Linked DNA regions of Homo sapiens: region 2 is linked to region 1. A link is a loop called in an ENCODE intact Hi-C map of the cell type or tissue named here. Cell type or tissue: mammary epithelial cell. All regions are shown on one strand. Links, peaks and the distances in the headings refer to the core of each region. The heading gives the core; the rest is flanking DNA. Region 1 overlaps SCN1A-AS1 (SCN1A and SCN9A antisense RNA 1). Region 2 overlaps SCN7A (sodium voltage-gated channel alpha subunit 7).

The links. Peaks named below come from ENCODE experiments on the same cell type or tissue, not always from the same donor. Only the 100,000 strongest peaks of a DNase experiment are listed, where the experiment ranks them.
Region 2: a loop joins it to region 1, with 6 times the contacts of the local background. A loop is called at or near these places in 15 of 110 quality-filtered maps.

What each region holds. Positions count from the first base shown.
Region 1 is chr2:166,182,024-166,187,417 of GRCh38, forward strand. The region is part of intron 3 of SCN1A-AS1 (SCN1A and SCN9A antisense RNA 1); the gene reads left to right. Among named protein-coding and RNA genes, the nearest start is that of SCN1A, 57 kb to the left of the region's middle. In mammary epithelial cell, for the core only: no CTCF peak of the experiment used is centred there; a DNase peak (open chromatin) is centred at 2,968; H3K4me3 peaks cover 1,265 bases; H3K27ac peaks cover 2,107 bases.
Region 2 is chr2:166,408,568-166,413,961 of GRCh38, forward strand. It overlaps SCN7A (sodium voltage-gated channel alpha subunit 7), which reads right to left. Exons shown (of 26, transcript NM_002976.4): 22 at 4,501-4,554; 23 at 3,963-4,100; 24 at 1,653-1,757; 25 at 1,098-1,368. Among named protein-coding and RNA genes, the nearest start is that of SCN9A, 35 kb to the left of the region's middle. In mammary epithelial cell, for the core only: no CTCF peak of the experiment used is centred there; a DNase peak (open chromatin) is centred at 2,744; H3K27ac peaks cover 2,345 bases.

The sequences.
Region 1 (5,394 bases), core at 180-5,179:
GAACACCAGCCCTGACAGATACAGAATTCAGAATCTGGATGGCAAAGAAGGTCAACGAGATTCTGGAGACGCTGAAACACAATCCAAGGAAGCAAGTAAAACATTCCAAGAGTGGAAAGATGATATAACCATTTTAAGAAAGAACCAAACGGAATTTCTGGAATTGAAAAACTTACTACAGGAATTTTATAATATACTTGGAACTATTAACAACCTAATAGACCAACATGAGGAAAGAATGTCAGATCCTGAAGACTTGTCCTTCAAATAAACCCAGTCAGACAAAAACAAAGAAAAAAAAAAAGAATTTCAAAAGTTAACAAAACCTCTGAGAAATATGGGATTTTGTAAAGAGACCAAACCTGTGACTCATTGGCATTTCTGAAAGAAAAGGAGAGTGTAAGCAACTTGGAAAACACATTTGAGGATGTAGTTCACAAAATTTTCCGCAATCACTACAGGCTGATATGCAAATTCAAGACATCCAGAGAACGCCTGTGAGATACTATACAACAGTGGCCCCCAACCTCTTTGGCTCCAGGAACCGGTTTAGTGGAAGGTAATCTTTCCATGGACTGGGGAGGTGGGTATGGTTTTGGGATGATGGGAAACACATTATATTTATTGTGCACCTTATTTCTATTATTATTACATTCTAATACATAGTGAAATAATTATATAACTCACCATAATGTAGATTCAGTGAGAGCCCTCAGCTTGTTTGCCTGCAACCAGAGGTCCTATCTGGGGATGATGGGAGACAGTAACAGATCATCAGGCATTAGAGTCTTATATGGACCATGCAATCTAGATCCCTAGCAAGCACAGTTCACTTCTGGTGACAGGTTCAATCGTACTCTAAACTTCAGCATCACAAAATATACCTTTGTAACAAAACTTTGTGCCCTCAGAATCTAAAATAAAAGTTGAAAAAGACAAAAAAATTAGAGCAATTTCCATGGGTTATCAAACTTAGCTGCTCATTACAATCACCCCTGGAGCTTCTAAAAATTTCAATACACTCAGCTACACCCCAGATTAATTTAAGTAGTATCTATGGGAAGAGACACAGGCATGGGTTTTAAGGTCTCCAGGTGATTGTAACATGCAGTAAAGTTTGAGAAACAGGGCTCTTAACCAGCATTTTCTCAGTTGTCATGCATATACAAATCCTTGGCATCTAGAGAGCCCCTCCTAAGTGTGGTTACTAGACAAAAAGCCTCAGCATTACCTGGAGATTGTTAGTTAGAAATGCAAATTTTGAGCCCCACTGTATATTTATTGAATCTGAATCAGAACCCCTGGGGTACATGCCAGCATTCTGTGTGTTAAAGTTCTCCAGCTGATTCTAATGTGTGCAAATGTTTGAGAATTAATGGTCTCACCTGGGACCATTCTCCTCCTCCTCCTTTTTATTGCTGTCAGGTGGAAGTGACACCATCTTCCAAAGGCATGGAACTTTATTACTTCATTGACAGTTTTATCCTGGAAACTGATCTAGCTTTTGTTTTTCACCAGAATTTCTAAACAAATAGGCACAAGCTGTTTGATATTGGGTCACTTTTTCTTTCAATGGCTGGTCCCCTTGATGTCTAAAACTTTCGTGTTTTAGGAGGGTGTCGAAAAAGGGAATTAGCAAAGAAGGGAAAAAAGAGGAGAGAGCATTTCCAAGACTTTGTTGGTGCACTGAACTTTTAGAATTCTCATTCCAACTAATTATGTACTACACATATAGTTAACACTAAAAATAAAATTTGCATCATCTGTGAGACATCTAGGATGTTCGGAAAGTAACTATGATCTTACAAAGCAGCTTGACACTGACAATACTCTTGTTTGTTGCTTTGTTTTTGGTGGTTTTTTTTACTACTACTCCCTGAAACAAATGAAAGATGTGGTATCTGGAGTCAGATCTGAATTTGAACCTTGATTTTACCCCTTTTGTGATGTGTATCTGAGCATGTTACCCAAGTTTATTTCCTCATCTCTCACAGATAACTGACAAATTAGTTTTTAGCATTGTGCTAAGATAGGAGAGCCTGAACATAAAATACCTCCCATTATTCTTGGCACCTAGTAGATGTCAGTGGTGTGCTGGAGCCTTCTTGGGCCAGCTGGAGAGAGCAATGGTGCACGGCTCCTTCCAAGTCTATGTTCAGTGACTTCAGATTGTTTGCTGGAATTTAGCCATGGGATGAGTGTTTACACCACAGAAATAGGCAAAAGATACATAGAGAAAAGGTCTTATCCTCCAGGAGAGCCAGTTGCTTTACATTTACCAGTACACCATTGGTAGACATTTCTTTCGTGGTTATCTGTTGATGGGTAGATTTTAGAAGGTAATTTGTTTTTCTCTCATGAAACAAAAGTAGCAAAGCATAGCCCAAATGGGAGGACGTCACAGAAGGGCTCCAGGAAAGCCCTTCCTGAGATCACTCTCTTACCATGTATCTATTATGTATTCTCAGAATTTCTCTCAAATTCCCAGACTCACGGAAAAGGTGACACTCAATTATGAGCAGACACTGACATTTTTTGTGAGATTAGTTCATCAGAGGTTTTCCTTCTAAGCCAAACTGACTGAGTTCAGGGATCTGAAAAACACAATTTAACTAATGAGGATCTGTTGGCTGTAAGGCCATCTAGGGATGAAGATAGCTAAAGCAAACAATGTCTGTAGCTCATGGGGTAACATTTATCAATGCAGAGGAGACAAATAAACACATAATCAACTTTCCATAATTTTAGATAATAGTAAATGGTAGATGAAAGTAAAACAGTTTAATTTGGTAAACAGTGAGCAGGGCAGTGGAATTGCTTTAAGTAGGCTCACCAGGAAAGGCTTCTCTAATAAGGAAATATTTCAACTGAAATCTAAAAGGATGCAGCTGTGTTCTGAATCAGAGAACATTCCAGGTGACAAAGAGCAAGAGAAAGGCCCTGAGGCAAGAATAAACTTGTTTTCAAGAACAGAAAGCAGGTTAGTAGAGCTGAGGCACTGTGAGTTTAAGAAGAGGTTGGTGTTACATGGAGCAGCAGCACAGTCAAGCAGGGAACAGATCACGTAAAGCCCTTTAGAGAGTGAAGTCGGCTTTTTATGCTAGGTGCAACTGGGAGTTCTGAACACGGTAAGAAGCACTGGTGGTCATGGAGACAGTAGCCTGATCGCCAATGGAGTTTTTTTTTTTTATTATTATTATACTTTAAGTTTTAGGGTACATGTGCACAATGTGCAGGTTTGTTATGTATATATACATGTGCCATGTTGGTGTGCTGCACCCATTAACTCGTCATTTAACATTACGTATGTCTCCTAATGCTATCCCTCCCCCCTCCCCCCACCCCATAACAGGTCCCGGTGTGTGATGTTCCCCTTCCTGTGTCCATGTGTTCTCATTGTTCAATTCCCACCTAGGAGTGAGAACATGCGGTGTTTGGTTTTTTGTCCAATAGAGTTTTAAAGGATCACTCTGATCACTCTGTGAAGAATACATTTTAGAAAGTCAAAAGTGGAGCCAAAAGACCAGTTAAGTGGCTACTACGATAGTGTAGGTAAAAGATATAATAGTGGCTTGGACAAGGGGGCAGGTGGTCTAGATGAATAGAAAAGGGTAGATTTGGGATATATTTTACAGGTTGAATCAGTAGCGTTTGTTGATGGATTCGATGTTTATGTAAGGGAAGAAAACAAGAATGTGCATATATATATACATAAAATATTAGTTTTAGAAACAGTGTAGATACTATGCCCATCAGTTAATTTCTAGTCTGAGGTAAGTCATAAAGGAAATGAGCTATCTAAGCAATAAGGGAAAGAAAAATGTTTAGACTTATTGCAAGTTAGAAAAAATAAAGCTGTTCATAGTGCATCCTGTTTCAAGCCATGTCTCCAAATATAAATGATTAATGCATTTGTGGTGTATTTAAGTTCTCTGATGGTGTTGTATTGTTGGTAAAATGCAATTACAATGCAGTAGGAAAATAATGTTTCAATTAGATTAGCAAATAAATTAGTCTTACATAAAATAATTAAAACATTATCTAAGTTTGCAAACTTAGGTCTCAGGTTTAATGAATCTTTTTGAATATTTATTTTCTGTTTCCCTGCTACTTTTTTTTGTCTTTCATAGTTTTGCTCTGGGAGGCTCTAGAAAAGAAGAAGAAAATATTTTGGAAGCCTAAATTTTATTAAAATGATCTTAGTTTTTATGACTCTCAAGCAAAGCTATAGGAGATTCCTAGCCAGGAGATCATTTAGTGTACATTTAGTACCTAACAATTAGGTGTTCAAGTATCCTGAAAAAAGTCCTGATAAACTGTTTGTTGGGTAAAATTTAATAAATAATTTTACGAGTGCAAAGCTGAGCTTATAAAAATTAAAGAAAATTTCCAGGAACAAAAAAGCAAAAGAGAAGCAAGAAACAGAGTGGTAAGATGACATTATAGCTGTAACTCCCTGGGGATGGTGGCTGATTTCAGTAACTCAGGAGTTTGTTTGTTATTGTTGTTTATTACTTTATTGGGATATAATAAGTACATAGTACATTAAGAAAATTGTACAGTTCAAATATACATATTTATACTCCTAAATAAACACTACCTAGGTTAGGATACAAAACATTCCTATTACCTAAGAATTGTCCCTTATGCCCCTCTATGCCAATAACTCCCCCAAAGTTACCACTCTTCTATTAGCATAAATACTTATTTTGCCTGCCTGTCATTAAGCTTCATAAATTAATTCAAACAATATGTAATCTTTTGTGTCTGGCTTCTTTTGCTCATAATTATGTTTGTGAGATTCCCTATGTTTTTGCATGTTTTACGTGTATCAGTAAAATGTCTTTTCTTACTGTTGTATACCAGTTTTCTTAAGAGCTAGGATCACGGCCCGGCGTGGTGGCTCACACCTGTAATCCCAGCACTTTGGGAGGCCGAGGCAGGCGGATTGCCTGAGCTCAGGAGTTCGCAACCAGCCTAGGCAACATGGTGAAACCCCATCTCTACTTAAAAAAAAAAAAAAAATTAGCCAGGCGTGGTGGTGTGTGCCTGTAGTCCAAGCTATTCAGGAGGCTGAGGCAGGAGAATTGCTTGAACCCGGGAGGCGGAGGTTGCAGTGAGTGGAGATATTGCCACTGCACTCCAGTCTGGGCAACAGAGTGAGACTCTGTCTTAAAATAAATAAACAAATTAATGAATTAAAAAAATAAAGAGCTAGGATCACATTCTGTCACTCAGGCTGGAGTGCAGTGGCATGATCATAGCTAACTGCAGCTTCAAACTCCTGGGCTCAAGCAATCCTCTTGCCTCAGCCTTCTGAGCAGCTGGGATTATAGGCACAAGCCTGGATTCCCTTGTTGTATACCTATACCTCAATATTTATTCTTTCTAATC
Region 2 (5,394 bases), core at 215-5,214, 230 kb after region 1:
CTGCCTTCTTCCTATCAGCTCCCTCTTGTCTTCATGTACTTTTCTATCAGTTTTTCTGATAGCTTCTTCTTTTCTGAAGCTTCTTACGGTTTTTTTCAGTAGTTAGTTGCATTGTTTCCACTATCAACTGAATGAGTGAATATTTGGAAGCAGATCTGGGCAAACAGTTTATCTATATTTTCTACTACTCAATGCATAGAATAGTGCTTGATGCAGTAAACTTAAATATTGTTCCTACTCTCATGGAACTTACACCCTAATATGTGTGTTATGTGGAAACAGACAAACTTCTCTCTGCCTGAAACTCTTTGACACTAAATTCTTTGCTTGGCTATCTCCTTATCTGAAAAGTCTCTAATTAGATTTCACGTCTTCCATAAAGTTTTCTCTGACCTCTACTTACTGATTAGGTGACCTCCTTCTGCTGTGTTGCTGCAGCACCCTGTGACTTCCCTACCATAACCTTAATAGCACACATTAAAATGTACTGTTTAATTATCTATATCCTTTAATAGACTCTAAGCTATGTGTACACAGAAATTATACTTGTCTTGTTTACTACTGAATTTTTTGCATATAACAGTCTTTATTCTCAAAGAGAATTATCAAGTGTATTTATTAAATAAGAGAGAGATCTCCAAAGTAAGAGAAAACAAGCAACAAATTTGTTAAAGCCTGAAACTCTAATGTTGTATAAGTTGTAAATAGTTTTAGAGATTAGAGGGAAGGAAATAATAGTGAACCTGAAAGATTACATCATTCTAAGACATAAACGTCTTTCTAGTGTCATCTAGAAAATTAGTGTATATTATAGAATGAAGGGTTGACTAAACATTCACCTGGTGGCTTGTATGCAAAGTCTATGTTATTAGAAATATTTTTGAACATCTTATCTCTATTAGGCATGGGTGGTACACATATGAATACAAATGTGAAGCATTCCTGTTGAAAATAAAAAAAGATCTCTACCTGTTTTGCTTATTAGGAGACTATATTTCATGATTTTGAAATGTAGGAGACTATATTTCATATTTACTGTAAGAGCTTACTTGAATTAATATTATTATCAGTAAAAATTTGACTAAACAAAATCTTACCTGTGATGGAGAAAATAACCACCATAAAATCAAAAATGTTCCACGCAATGGTGAAATAAAAACAACGGAAAGCGATGAGCTTCAGTATACATTCCATAGTATATAGCATAACAAAAATTGAGTTAATCCAGTAGAGAGCAATGGACATTTGTAGACTCTGAACATCAGTGTCTATCATCATGGCTATTGCTTGGAAACATATAAGAACCATAACAATGACATTAAAAGCTTGGCTTGTTACCACATCAAAGATGAATCCTTGGAGCTTGTTCTGTGGGTAAAATCAACAGGTGTAATAGTCTTATTAATAGGATACATATACATATATATGGTCTTTTATACACTACAACTTTCTTCCCAAAATAAATGAGAATAAGTGTGAACCTAAATTTTTGCCAAACTATAACATATAGTCAAAACAAACAAACAAAATGACCATGAAAAGCTTTGTCAAGGGACACAAAAATTTTGACAAAAACATTTGTTAAGGCTTTAAAAGAGAATATATAAAGAACACCTCCATTGAAGTTTCAAAAAATCTAGACATTTTCTTACTAATGGGCGAGGTACTGGTCTTTGAGAATCCTCATACATTAGCTTCTTCAGCCTGCGGTACTGTTTTCTCTGTTTAACCGTTATAAAGATATTTGAGCCTCCCAGGTAAAGAAAGGAAAGAAAAATATATTAAAATCACACTTAATCCAAATTTTCCCTTATGTTAATAGGCATTTTAAAGACTTGGCAATTATTGATTTAATCTTCTAAAAAAAAGGCTTAAGTGCAGTGAATGAAATCATGTTTGAACATGTCTGACTTTCTGCCCAAAAATCCATAAAAAGCACATACAGAATACATGCTGATAGTGACAGAAATTCAGTAATCTCTAAGTGCGCTTTCTTAGGGGAGTGTCAACTCTATTTTCACATAGGGTTGTAAAAGAGGACAAAGGAGAAACAGCAGGGGATATCTGGAAATATTTACTAAGAAAGGTTGAGCTCAATAGCTAAAGGAAAAGTTGATTTGTATCTTTTAATAAGCAGAAATAAACAGAAATGATCATATGTGATCATTTTTATATGACTATATATTGCTTTATTTTTCAAATAGTATCAGAAGAGTTTTTTTTACTATTATTCCAAAAGCACCTTGCGCTTGCTTCTTCATAGCACGGTTGAGGGCTTATTCATTTTTGTGTTTCTAGTGCTAATTTCAGTATCTTATGTAATATATGTGAAGTGAATAATGTCACGTCCTAGGAATTAGGAATTGTTACTGCTCTAAATCAGGACCTGGTCACTTAAATTGACTGCAGACACCAGTTCGAAGCCTAGAAGCAAATCCTAGTATGTTATCCTACAGGGTTGATATTCGTAGAAAGCTGAAGCATCCAATCAAAATCACATTTGAGCACTCAGCTCTCTACTCCTATTTCATTGGTGGAGACTCAAGAGTGATTGATATACAGTAGTCCCCCCTTATCTGAAGTCTCACTTTCCACACTATCAGTTAGCCATGGTCAACCACAGTTGGAAATTATTACATGAAAAATCCTAAAAATAAATAGTTAATACATTTTAAATTTCATGTGGGTCTGAGTTGTGTGATGAAATCTTGTGTCATCCTGCTCTGTGGAGACCGGGATGTGAATCATCCCTTTGTCCAGCACATCCACTCAGTCTATGCCACCCACACATTACTCACTTTGCAGCTATCTCTGTTATCAAGCGATTGTGTTCAAGTAATCCTTATTATAATTAATAATAACCCCCAAAATGCAAGAGAAGTGATGCTGGCCTTCGAATACAAAAAGAAGCTGCAAACTGCTTCCTTTAAGAGAAAAGGTGAAAGTGCTTGACTTAAGGCAAGAAAAAAAAACATATGCTGAGGTTGCTAAATCTATGGTATGAATGAATCTTCTGTCCATGAAATTGTGAAGAATGAAAAATAAATGTATGCTTGATTTGCTGTTGTACTTCAAACTGCAAATGGCCACAGTGCATGATAAGTCTTAGTCATGGAAAAGGCATCTTAACGTGAACAGAAACGTTCTGATTTACGGTAATCAGGTTAGGTACTACCCTGCGGTTTCAGGCATCCACTGGAGGTCTTGGAACGCAGTCCCCTTGGATAAGGAGAGTCTACTGTACCAGATTTTACACATGGCTAAAGTTTGATTACATGGCTGAAGATAAAATTTCAAAATTAAACTATTCTTTCCTTTGACTTTTTTGGAAGGCTTCCCAAAAGAGATTAGGTGCCTGTGTAAAATAACTTGACTTAGATGTCTTTTTAGTCCTTTGCGTTTGTGGAGGCCCTGAAGAAGCTGCTTTTTAGAAATGGCATGAAACTGTAGTTATTCAATTCTGTCTCTGAACTCTGTCTTACTGGGTTCAAGCACTCCTACTTAGGCCACCCAGTTAGGATTTATGACTCTCTCTACTTCTAGCAGAAAGAACTACTCTAACTTTGAAAGATGTCCATGCTGGCTGACTGTGGAGGCTTTAAATATAACAGAGAGTAAAAGAGTGTTTTTTTCTGGAACTCTTCACATATTTGTGAAGATAGAAAATTTTACTTACAGTATTTATTTTTCAGCCCATAATTATTTCCAAAACACTTGTAATTTTTACACAGACACTTGTAATGTTTAACTTTTAAACTTGACTGTGTAGTACATATTTTGGATTTAGAAGGCAATGTTCATCAATGTGCAGGAACATTAATCATGATTTTTTAAGATACATGTCAAATAAAAATGACATTAAGCTGAATCCAAAGCCAATTATTTGAAGCAGGGCATTTATATATTTATGTGTATGCCTGATTTTCTCAGACATTGGATAAACAAATAATATTTATACTTATCTTTATTTTATGCTTGTTGAAATTATCAATAATAACAGTAATCAGCATACTCAGAGGGAGAAATACTCCAAATATAATAAAGTTGATAAAGTAACAATACATGTAGATGTTGACTTCAAAATGAGGCTGTATATTAACCTAGAAGTTTAAAATAAGCAAATTATTGATATTGGCTTTTTAAAACAAGTTTTATAAAACAATTTATGACAAGAAAACAATAACAAAACAAGCATTGTTATGCTACCTAAGAAACTGTTTTCTTTTTTGCTGTTTGGTAAAAGGATATCATTGCTTTGTATGAATGTTAAAGTTCATTTCATTCATTTAACCATTGTTGCAAAGTCTGGTAATCTTTCAAATGGACCTATGGGGCCTCAATCATTGTATATAATAACCCTGGAAGAATTTCATTGCCAATGAAATATCCAATCTGAACTGCATTTGATTTCTATTCATTATTACTGGTGTCCTGTGCTCGAATTGCAAAAATGACTTTGCTTGTATCCTAACAATGGCTTTAAAATGATATTATACTTACAGCAACAGAATCAATTGCTGAATTCATAATAGTGATCCATCCATTAAATGTTGCCTGTAAAAATAAAATGCATTTAAAATTTATGCTTCCTGGCAAATAAAAAGTAAAATCTCAGTCTCTTATTAGTGCACTGAAATATTTGACATAGGCTTGCCACACTTCCATATACTGTGTAATTGGGATCCTTAACATTTTCATTATTATATTGTCTGTTAACAACTATTTCAAGTACTTAGTTTATTTATAGTTAATAACAAAATATTTGAAGATAGCATGACTAGAAAAAGATAAATAGAGAAACAGATATATAAATGGTAAATAATTACATGCGGCCATGTGTCATGGTGACTTGTAGCTGCTACACATGTGCTTTTCTGTGAGAGACATAAGAGGAATTGTTCAACTCTTCACATCTGCTAGATACTGAGTCACTGAGTAGCAGTTCCTCAAAATGCTAAAGAGATAAAAAGTAGTGACTTGGGTTGAACTAAAGAATTATTACCTGTAGTGGTTAATACTGAGTGTCAATTTGATTGGATTGAAGGATGCAAAGTATTGATCCTGGGTGTGTCTGTGAGGGTGTTGCCAAAGGAGATTAACATTTGAGTCAGTGGGCTGGGGAAGACAGACCCACCTTTAATCTGGTGGACACAATCTAATCAGCTGCCAGCAAATATAAAGCAGGCAGGAAAACGTGAAAAGGCGAGACTGGCCTAGCCTCCCAGCCTATATTTTTCTCCTGTGCTGGATGCTTCCTGCCCTCAAACATTGGACTCCAAGTTCTTCAGTTTTGAGACTCGGACTGGCTCTCCTTGCTCCTCAAGCTTGCATACAGCCTATTGTGGGACCCTGTGATCATTGATCATGTAAGTTAATACTTAATAAACTCCCCTT